Linked DNA regions of Homo sapiens: region 1 is linked to region 2. A link is an interaction called in ENCODE POLR2A ChIA-PET data of the cell type or tissue named here. Cell type or tissue: PC-9. All regions are shown on one strand. Each heading gives the region's core, and the rest is flanking DNA. Links, peaks and the distances in the headings are about the cores only.

Region 1 (5,314 bases), core at 1-5,000, 110 kb after region 2:
ACCCGGGACCTTGCCCAGTACGACGCAGCCCATCATGAAGAGTTCAAGCGCTACGAGATGCTTAAGGAACACGAGAGACGGCGTTATCTGGAGTCACTGGGAGAGGAGCAGAGAAAGGAGGCGGAGAGGAAGCTGGAAGAGCAACAGCGCCGGCACCGCGAGCACCCTAAAGTCAACGTGCCTGTGAGGACCCCATTTGTGCCCATCCACTCCCTACCACATCCAGTTCAAACGCAAGACAAGAAAGCAGTTAAAGAACTACAATTCCCAGGGGCCCTTGAGGCAAAAAAACTCCCTGTTACTGTACCTGGCTGCCCCAGGGTCTGCTGGGAGTTGTAGTTTTCTTAGTTTTCTTGCTTGAGGGAGATGATGTTTGTTGGATGAGGGTAAAGGGATATTTGGTTTTATCCCATGGCATCCAGACTTCTTGCTCATGAGCTCCTGGCTCTCCCCTCCACAGGGCAGCCAAGCCCAGTTGAAGGAGGTGTGGGAGGAGCTGGATGGACTGGACCCCAACAGGTTTAACCCCAAGACCTTCTTCATACTGCATGGTAAGGTGGGGAGGGAGTTCCAGAGCCAGGATGAACCCTAGATTCTGACCCTTCTAGGACCTGAATGCTAAGAGGGGTGTGTCTGTCCCAGGAGGGCTTAGTCAGGCCCAAGAGCCAAGCCTATGTCCCCTGGTTGACCAGACAGCCCTGCCTCTCCCGACTACAAGGCTAGGATCTGCATGGAAGGGTTGGGCCTCTTTTCTAGCAAACACCAGACCTCGGGGTTCTAAGGACAGCTGGTGTCCTCTGTAAGCAAACCAGGCTTGGCTAGGCCTGGGCCCTCTGCCCACAGCAGCCCAGGAGAAGCCCTGGTCCACTCTGGGAACCCTGTCGCTAGGAGTGGGTTGTTCCCTAAGAACCAGGCCTCCAGAAGCCTGGAAAACCCTTTCTCTTTTTCTTTTTCCTTTTTTTTTTTTTTTTTGAGATGGAGTCTTGCTCTGTTGCCCAGGCTGGAGTGCAGTGGCATGACCTCGGCTCACTGCAACCCCCTGCCCTCCGCCTCCCGGGTTCAAGTGATTCTCCTGCCTCAGCCTCCCGAGTAGCTGGGATTACAGGCATGCACCACCATGCCCGGCTAACTTTTGTATTTTTAGTAGAGATGGGGTTTCACCATGTTGGCCAGGCTGGTCTCGAACTCCCAACCTCGTGTGATCTGCCCCCTCAGCATCCCAAAGTGCTAGGATTACAGGCGTGAGTCACTGCGCCCGGCCTCGAAAGCCCTTTCTCTATGGTGGATCAAAGGCACACTCCCCTCAGTCTGTCTCTTCCTGTCTGGAAATGTGGCCTGGGGTTGCCAAGCCCCCTCAGGTATGCCAAGCACCCTGTCCCAGAATCTGTAGCCGGTCAGATAAGCTTAGCAAGGCCTGACTCATTCATTCAGCAAACCTTTCCTAAGTTCCCTCTAAGGACCAAGCTTTGTCAAGACCCCGTGGATACAACTGTAAACAAAACAAAGTACCTCCCCCTCAGAGCCAGTGATCAGGCACACAGATCATACCATACTTTAGTAACTCCACGAGACTGTACAGTATGAGAGGTGCTAGCATTTTACGTAAGCTGCCAATTAAATTAACGTACCATTGAAAACAAGATGCGTCCTGGGCTGGGTGTAGTGGCTCATGTCTGTAATCCCAGCACTTTGGTAGGCCAAGGTGGAAGATGGCTTGAGCCCAGGAATTTAAGACCAGCCTGGACAACAAAGTGAGACCCTGTCTCTATTTAAAAAAAAAAAATAGACCAGGCGTGGTGGCTCACGCCTATAATCCCAGCATTTTGGGAGGTTGAGGTGGGAGGATCACCTGAGGTCAGGAGTTCAAGACCAGCCTGGCCAACATGGTGAAACCCCATCTCCACAAAAATACCAAAATTAGCTGGGCATGATCGTGAGTGCCTGTAATCCCAGCTACTCAGGAGGCTGAGGTGGGAGAATCACTTGAACCCGGGAGGCAGAGTTTGCAGTGAGCCAAGATCGTGCCATTGCACTGCAGCCTGGGTGACAGAGCAACACTCCATCTCAAAAAAACAAAGAAAAAAATAAAAATTAAAAGTTAAATAAATAAAGATACATCCCTATTTCAGGGGTGATAAAATAGAAGAACACAAAAGTGCATCTCAGAATCAACGAAGGTTCTAGGCCGGGTGTGGTGGCTCACGCCTGTAATCCCAACACTTTGGGAGGCCTAGGCGGGTGGGTCCCTTGAGGCCAGGAGTTGGAGACCAGCCTGGCCAACATGGCAAAACCCAGTCTCTACTAAAAATACAAAAATTAAAAAACAAAACAAAAATTAGCCAGGCATGGTAGTGCTCACCTATAGTCCCAGCTACTCAGGAGGCTGAGGTAGGAGAATCGCTTGAACCCGGGAGGCGGAAGGCGGGGGTTGCAATGAGCTGAGATCACACCACTGCACTCCAGCCTGGGCAACAGAGTGAGACTCTGTCTCAAAAAGCAATAGAAAGTAAAAAAGAATTAGAAGATTCTGTAATGGGGTCTCAGGTAGTGACGTGTACTACCTCGCAGCCTTGACCACCCAGGTTCAAGTGATCCTCCCCCTCAGCCTCCCAAGTATCTGGGACCACAGGCACGTACCACTATGCCTGGCTAATTTTTTTAATTTTTAGTAAAGGCAAGGTTTTACCATGTTGCCCAGGCTGGTCTCAAACTCCTTTGCTCAAGCGATCCACCTATCTTGGCCTCCCGAAGTGCTGGGGTTACAAGCATGAGCCATCCCACCGGGCACCACCCCCCGTGTTTTGTTTTGTTTTTTTTTTGAGACAGGATCTTGCTATGTTGCCCAGGCTGGAGTCAAACTCCAGGCCTCAAACAATCCTCCTGCCTCAGTCACCTGAGTAGCTGAGACTGCAGGTGTGTGCCACTGCGCCCAGCTTTAAAGATGTTTAATTGTACAGTTCAATAGTATTAAGTATATTTACACTGTCATGCAACCAATTCTGAGAGCTCTTCATCTCGCACAACCGAAACCGTATCCATTAAACCACTCGCCCTCCCCTTCTTTCCCCTGCTCTCTAGCAACCACCATTCTATTTTCTGTCTCTATGATTTTGACTATTTTAGGTACTTCATGCAAGTAGAATCTTTTGGTATTTGTCGTGTGTGTGTGTGTGTGTGTGTGTGTGTTTGGCTTATTTCACTTAGCATAATGGTGAGGAACTGAAGTTTTCATTCTACTGGATATTAATTTCTATTTCAATTGCCCCATGTGGCTAGTGGCTGCTGTACTGGAGTCCCAGCACAGCTCTAGAGAGGACATTTGGGCTGGATGCGGTGGCTCACGCCTGTAATCCCAGCACTTTGGGAGGCCGAGGTGGGTGGATCCCTTGAGTCCAGGAGTTCAAGGCCAGCCTGGGCAACATGGCACAAACCCATCTCTACAAATAAAATACAAAAATTAGCTGGGTGTGGTGGCGTGCATCTGTAGTCCCAGCTCCTTGGGAGGCAGAGGTGGGAGGATCACTTGAGTCCAGGAATTCAAGGCTGCAGTGAGCTATGATCATACCAGTGCCCTCCAGCCTGGGCAACAGAGTGAAACCCTGTCTCTAAAAAATAGAAAATAGGCTGGGCTCAGTGGCTCACGCCTGTAGTCCCAGCACTTTCGGAGGCCAAGGCAGGCAGATCAGGAGCTCAAGAGATCGAGACCATCCTGGCCAACATAGTGAAACCCCGTCTCTACTAAAAATACAAAAATTATCTGGGCATGGTGGCACGCACCTGCAGTCCCAGCTACTCAGGAGGCTGAGGCAGGAGAATCACTTAAACCCTGGAGGTGGAGGTTGCAGTGAGCTGAGATCATGCCACTGCACTCCAGCCTGGCAACAGAGCGAGACTCTGTCTCAAAAATAAATAAACAAATAAATAGGCCCGGCGCAGTGGCTTACCCCTATAATCCCAGCACTTTGCGAAGCCAAGGCGGCTGGATCCCTTGAGACCAGGAGTTCAAGACCAGCCTGGGCAACATGGCAAAACCCCATCTCTATGAAAACAAATACAAAAATTAGCTGGGTGTGGTGGCGTGCATCTGTAGTCCCAGCTACTTGGGAGGCTGAGGTGGGAGGATCACTTGAGCCGAGGAGTTCAAGGCTTCAGTGAGCTACGATCACACCATTGCACTCCAGCCTGGGTGACAGAGTGAGACCCTGTCTCTAAAAAATAAAAAAATAAAAACCTTATTTAATCTTTTTAATCAGGCAGTCCCTACAGACCAGAATAGGTTCAGAGCAACTCCCTATACCTTTTTTTATTTTTCATTTTTTTTATTTTTAGAGATGGGGCTTCCCTTTGTCACCCAGGCTGGAGTGCAGTGGCGTGATCATGGCTCACTGCAACCCAGACCTCCTGGGCTCAAGTGATTCTTCCACCTCAACCCTTAGAGTAGCTGGGATCATAGGTGCACACCACCATGCCCAGCCAATTTTTAAATTTTTTTTTTCTTTTTGAGGCAGAGTCTTGCTCTGTTGCCCAGGCTGGAGTGCAATGGCATGATCTTGGCACACTGCAACCCCCGCCTCCCAGGTTCAAGCTATTCTCCTGCCTCAGCCTCCTGAGTAGCTGGGGTTACAGGCACTTGGCATTATGCCTGGCTAATTTTTGTATTTTTGTAGAGACGGGGTTTTACTATGCTGGCCAGGCTGGTCTTGAACTCCTGACTTCAGGTGATCCTCCTGCCTCGGCCTCCCAAAGTGCTGGGATTACAGGCGTGAGCCACCGCACCCGGCCCAATTTTTTACTTTTTTTTTTTTTTTTGTAGAGACGGGGTCTAGCCATCTTTTCTAAGCTGGTCTCGAACTTAATGTGCTCAAATGATCTTGCCTTAGCCTTCCAAAGTACTGGGATTACAGGCATGAGCCCCTAAATTTGGCCCCTACATTTTCTTTAATCTTAATCAATTTACATTTAAACAGCCCATGTGGCTAGCGGCTACTGTACTGGACAGCGCAGATCCAGAGTTTAGGCAGAGAAGAGACCCCCAGGCCTGAGCCCTGGGCCACACTAGCATGTGGAGGTCAGGAAGAGGATGGAGCCGTCAAAGGAGGTGGAGGGGCAGCCAGAGAGGACAGAATCATGTTCTGGAAGCCAAGGGCAGAAAGTCAAGTCAGATGCAGGTGGAAATTAACCACTGGATTTGCAAGATGAGGGTTCCTGGCCTCCTCCTCAGGAGGAAGGTTGTGCTTGTCTGAGGGAGCCGAGGAAGGAGGGCCGGTGGTGAGGACAGGAAGTGTGGCTGACCGAGCCTGAAGCCCTGCAGCTG
Region 2 (5,371 bases), core at 211-5,210:
GGACCGGGACCCCTCACCGGCAGGCACAGGCGCATGGCTGAGCGCAGCATCCGGTCCATGTTGAGCCAGGGGCGGAAGAGGCGCACCTGCTGGTCTTTGCCTTTGAACGCCTTCATGCCCTCAAACAGCTGCGGGGACACGCGGGTGGGGAGGCTCAGAGACTTCTCCAGACAGTCATGAGAGACACCAAGACAGACAGAGACAGATACACAAAGACACAGACAACTGAAAGATGGAGGCCAAGAGGAGAGCACCGGGGAGATTTAGCAGCTGGGTCAGAGAGATGGAGAAAAAGAGAGACAGATATAGACAGGGAGACAAACAGGTAGAGACACACGGAGACTCTAGAAAGCAAAGGACACGACCGGGCTCAGTGGCTCACTGTAATCCCAGCACTTTGGGAGGCCGAGGCAGGAGGATCACTTGAGTGTAGGAGTTCGTGACCAGCCCAGGCATTATAGCAAGACCCCATCTCTACCAAAAAATACGAAAATTAGCCAGACGTGGTAGCACGTGACTGGAGTCCCAGGTATTTGGAAGGTGGTGGGAGGATCACTTGAGCCTGGGAGTTTGAGACTGCAGTGAGCCACGATCATGCCACTGCACTCCAGCCTGGGACCTAGTTTTTTTTTTCTGGAGACTCTGTCCCTGATCACTGCCCCATGGTTCCAAGTTTGCTTGTTCAGCATCTGCTCCACTGCAGAGTGGAAGAGCCTGGAAGGCAGGGATTACCCTTGACACGTTTACCAGACAGCCTCTCCTGCAGTCCCATGCACCAGGGTAGGCAGCGCTTGGCACAGAGTGTTTTTTTGTTTTGTTTTGTTTTGTTTTGTTTTGAGACAGGGTCTCACTCTGTCACCCAGGCTGGAGTGCAGTGGCGTGATCTCTGCTGATTGCAACCTCCGCCTCCCAGGTCCAAGTGATTCTTGTGCCTCGGCCTCCTGGGTAGCTGGGATTACAGGCGCCCACCACCACGCCCAGCTAATTTTTGTATTTTTAGTTGATCCACCCGCCTCAGCCTCCCAAAGTGCTAGGATTACAGGGGTGAGCCACTGCACCCAGCCAGACTTTTTTTTTTTTTCCCATAGTGGGTTTTTGATGAATGAATAGATAAATGAATGGAAGACAAGCAAAACTAGCTACAATATTTTGGGGGGATAAAAACCACCACCACAAAAATGAGGGGCAAGATGGGGCAGGGGCAGGGAGTAGCCATATCAGGTAGTAAAACATTATAAATCTACAATACTTAAAACAGAGTGACACTGCTATATGAGTGGACAGACTGAATAATGGAATAGATAACCAAATATCCATCTAGAGAAAAACTACGTTGAATCTCTATTTCACACCTCACACCAGAAAAAATTCCAGGTGCATTAAAAGTCTAAACAAAATATATATATATATATTACACCATAAAAGCTATAGAAGGAAACAAAAATAACTGTTTTATATCTTGGATTGGGAATTTTATTTTTTATTTTATTTGAGATGGAGTCTCACTCTGTTGCCCAGGCTGAAGTGCTCTATCTTGGCTCACTGCAACCTCTACCTCCCAGGTTCAAGCAATTCTTTTGCCTCAACCTCCCAAGTAGCTGGGATTACAGGTGCCTACAACCACGCCCGGCTAATTTTTGTGTTTTTGGTAGAGACGGGGTTTCACCACGTTGGCCAGGCTGGTCTTGAACTCCTGACCTCAGGTGATGCGCCCACCTCGGCCTCCCAAAGTGCTGGGATTACAGGCGTGAGCCACCACGACTGGACTTTTTTTTTTTTTCCAATTTCTTGTACAGATAGGGTCTTACTATGTTGCCCAGGCTGGTCTTGAACTCCTGAGCTCAAGCAATCCCCCTGCCTCTTCTTCCCAGCCCCAGATGAATTTTTTAAAACCTAACCTGATAGAAAAATCAGCCTAGCAAATGGACAGTTCACACAAAAGGAAATACAGGTGGCCCTTAAGCTCGTGAGAAGATAGTCAATTTCATTAATCACTAGGGAGAAAAATGCAAATTAAAATTAGTTTGAGATACCTTTAAAACCACATGGGAGATTGGAAAAGATCTAAAACTTGGACAAGGGTTGTCCAAGGTATGGAAACAGGCTCTGCTGGTGGGTGTGGAAACTGACACACCCTGTAGATGTAGATGTGGCGATACGTATCAAGATTACAAGCATACATATCCTTTGACCTACAGTTCCCGAAATTGAGCCTCTAGATACATTTGCACTTAAACAAGTGACTAAAGAAGGGACGTGTGTACTGGATTCCTTTTTTTTTTTTTTTTTTTTTTTTGAGATGGAGTCTCACTCTGCCACCCAGGCTGGAGTGCAGTGGCGCAATCTCGGCTCACTGCAACCTCCGCCTCCCGGGTTCAAGCAATTCTCCTGCCTCAGCCTCCCGAGTACCTGGGATTACAGGCACCCGCCACCACACCCAGCTAATTTTTGTATATTTAGTAGAGATGGGGTTTCACCATGTTGGCAAAGCTGGTCTTGAACTCCTGACCTCAGGTGACCCACCTGCCTCAGCCTCCCAAAGTGCTGGGATTGCAGGTGAGCCATCACAGCCGGCCCTGTACTAGATTCTTTATTGCAAAATTGTTTATAATAGACTGGAAACAACCTAAGTGTCCAACAGTAGGGGATTGCCTAAGGAGGTGCATTGTTAGGATGATACAGCATGAGGCTGCAAGAAAGATGGAAAAAGCTCTTTAAGCTTTAAGGTATAGAGAAGAATTTCCAGGCCCAGTATGATGGCTCATACCTGTAACCCCAGAACTGGGAGGCTAAGGTGGGAGAATTGCTTGAAGCCAGGAGTTCGAGACCAGCCTGGGCAACAAAGTGAGATCCTGTCTTTGCACAAGATTTAAAAATTAACTGGGCAAGGTGGTGTGTGCCTGTAGTCCTAGCCACTCGGGAGGCAGAGGCAGGAGGATCACTTGAGCCTAGGAGGCGGAGGTTGCAGTGAGCTGAGACCATGCCACTGCACTCCAGCCTGGGAAACAGAGCAAGACACCGTCTCAAAAACAAAACAAAACAAAACCCAGGTAAAAGAGCCCGGATACACCGGATATAGTGGCTCATGCCTGCAATCCCAGGACTTTGGGAGGCTGAGGCAGGAGGATCACTTGAGCTTAGAAATCTGAGATCACCCTGGGCAACATAACAAGACCCCATCCCTAAAAAAAAATAAAATAAAATAAAAATTAGCTGGGCATGGTGGTGCACACCTGCAGTCCCAGCTACTTGGAAGGCTGACGCAGGTGGATCGCTGGAGCCTGGGAGGTCAAGGCTGCAGTGAGCCAAGATCGTGCCACTGCACTCCAGCCTGGGCTACAGAGCAAGACCCTTTCTCAAAAAAAGAGTCATAACAACAACAACAAAAATGCAGGTGGCCAGGCTTGGTGACTCACGCCTGTAATCCCAGCACTTTGGGAGGCCGAAGCAGGTGGATCACTTGAGCTCAGGAGTTCAAAACCAGCCTGGGTAACATGGTGAAACCCCATCCCTATTATTTAAAGATAATAAATAAACAAATACAGGTAGACAAAGACAGAAAGCAGACTAATGGTTGTCATGGGCTGGGGTGAGGGACAATGGGTACTGATTAATAGGTATGGGGGATTAAACAGTTCTGAACCTTGATGGTGCTGATGGTTGCATAACATTGCCTGCCACTGAATTATGGGCTTTAAAATGGTTGGAGGCTGGGCGCCGTGGCTCACGCCAGTAATCCCAGCCCTTTGGGAGGATGAGGCGGTGGATCATCTGAGGTCGGGAGTTTGAGACCAGCCTGGCCAACGTGGTGAAACCGTGTCTCTACTAAATATACAAAAATTAGCCAATAGTGGTGCATGTCTATAATCCCAGCTACTCAGGAGGCTGAGGCAGGAGAATCACTTGAACCTGGGAGGCAGAGGTTGCAGTGAGCCAAGATTGTGCCACTGCACTCCAGCCTGGGCAACAAGAGTGAAACTCTATCTCATAAATAAATAAACAAACAAACAAACAAATAAAATGGTTGGAATCCCACATTTGATGCTGTGTGTTATTATGTATGCGTATTAGTACCACAATAATAAAAAATAAGGCCAGGCATGGTGGCTCACGCCTGCAATCCCAGCACTTTGGGAGGCTGAGGTGGGCAGATCACTTGAGGCCAGGAGTTCGAAAACAGCCTGGCCAACATGGTGAAACCCTGGCTTTACTAAAAATACAAAAATTAGCCGGGTGTGGTGGCGGGCGCCTGTAATCCCAGCTACTGGGGAGGCTGAGGCAGGAGAATCACTTGAACCCGGGAGGCGGAGGTTGCAGTGAGCGAGATTGTATCATTGCACTCCAACCTGGGGGACAGAGTGAGACTCTGTCTCTAAATAAATAAATAAGAAAAAATAAAATAAAAAATAATACACGTGGTCGGCCTGCAATCCACACATGCCCTGGAGTGTGGGTGACATAGGGACAGCATTGTCCTACTCCCTCATCCTCCCCCTTCCGCCCCCTGGACCCGCGGGATCACAGCAGTGCGTTCTGTCTGCCAGGGCCACAGGCTTCCTCTGCTCTCACTCAGCTGAAGAAAAAGTACTGGGTCCCCAGCCAGAGGACAACTGCTGTGCTGGGCTGAAGGGAGAAGTGTGTGGTGGTCTCCAAGTAACCAGCTTCCTGGGGGCTCAGCAGGCGGAATCCTGCCCATCACGCTTATGTACTGGCAGGAGTGTCTGGCTGTGATTGGAGGTGTGTGTGCTCTGTACAGAATCGACTGGTGTTGCTTAGATGTCCAGAGTGGGAGGGGAGAGGGGAAAAAACAAAACCTTAAAATTCTGGAAAGGAAGGAAGAAAGGAAAAAACAGAGGGAGGGAGGGAAAGGAAAGAAAGGAATGGAATAAAAGTCTTCATGCCACAGAACTGTGCCCTGGAGGACTAAAATCAGCCAACCTGCTAACCAGTTACTGGAGCTGTAAGATGCTCACTTAAATCTTGTCTCAACCAAAGTTTCCTTCTGAAGACCTTGCTTTCAGCCGCAGCTATAAGTCCTAAAACCAAATGCCTCCTGGATCTGTCTCCTAGAAACTTCACAGTATCTCAGGCTCACCAGGTGCCACAAAGCCGCTCCTCCTCCTGGGTCCCCATGTGGGGACAGGCCCAAGGTCTACCTGGTCACCAGCCCGGCTTCCTAGCCTGCAACTCTTGCCCTCCACATGGCCTGAGAGGGCTCTTACTATACCCAGACATGGCCCTGCCCCTCCCTTCCTCAGAGCCCTCAGTGGCTCCCAGCACCCTTGGACAAGGCCCCAGCCCCTCAGCTCCTCCATGGCCCTGACATTTTCAGCCTCCTTAACCATGCTCCAACACCGCAATTTCTCCCAAA

The links. ChIA-PET counts read pairs that join two places held together with the same protein. Peaks named below come from ENCODE experiments on the same cell type or tissue, not always from the same donor. Only the 100,000 strongest peaks of a DNase experiment are listed, where the experiment ranks them.
Region 1: POLR2A ChIA-PET joins it to region 2 with 5 read pairs; 8 of 35 experiments call an interaction of 5 or more read pairs at or near these places.

What each region holds. Positions count from the first base shown.
Region 1 is chr19:48,913,014-48,918,327 of GRCh38, forward strand. NUCB1 (nucleobindin 1) reads left to right here. Exons shown (of 13, transcript NM_006184.6): 6 at 1-183; 7 at 461-551. The region is part of intron 1 of NUCB1-AS1 (NUCB1 antisense RNA 1); the gene reads right to left. Among named protein-coding and RNA genes, the nearest start is that of NUCB1-AS1, 3.2 kb to the right of the region's middle. In PC-9, for the core only: no CTCF peak of the experiment used is centred there; no DNase peak of the experiment used is centred there.
Region 2 is chr19:48,800,170-48,805,540 of GRCh38, forward strand. It overlaps BCAT2 (branched chain amino acid transaminase 2), which reads right to left. Exons shown (of 11, transcript NM_001190.4): 4 at 18-128. Among named protein-coding and RNA genes, the nearest start is that of BCAT2, 8.2 kb to the right of the region's middle. In PC-9, for the core only: no CTCF peak of the experiment used is centred there; a DNase peak (open chromatin) is centred at 2,132; H3K27ac peaks cover 1,608 bases.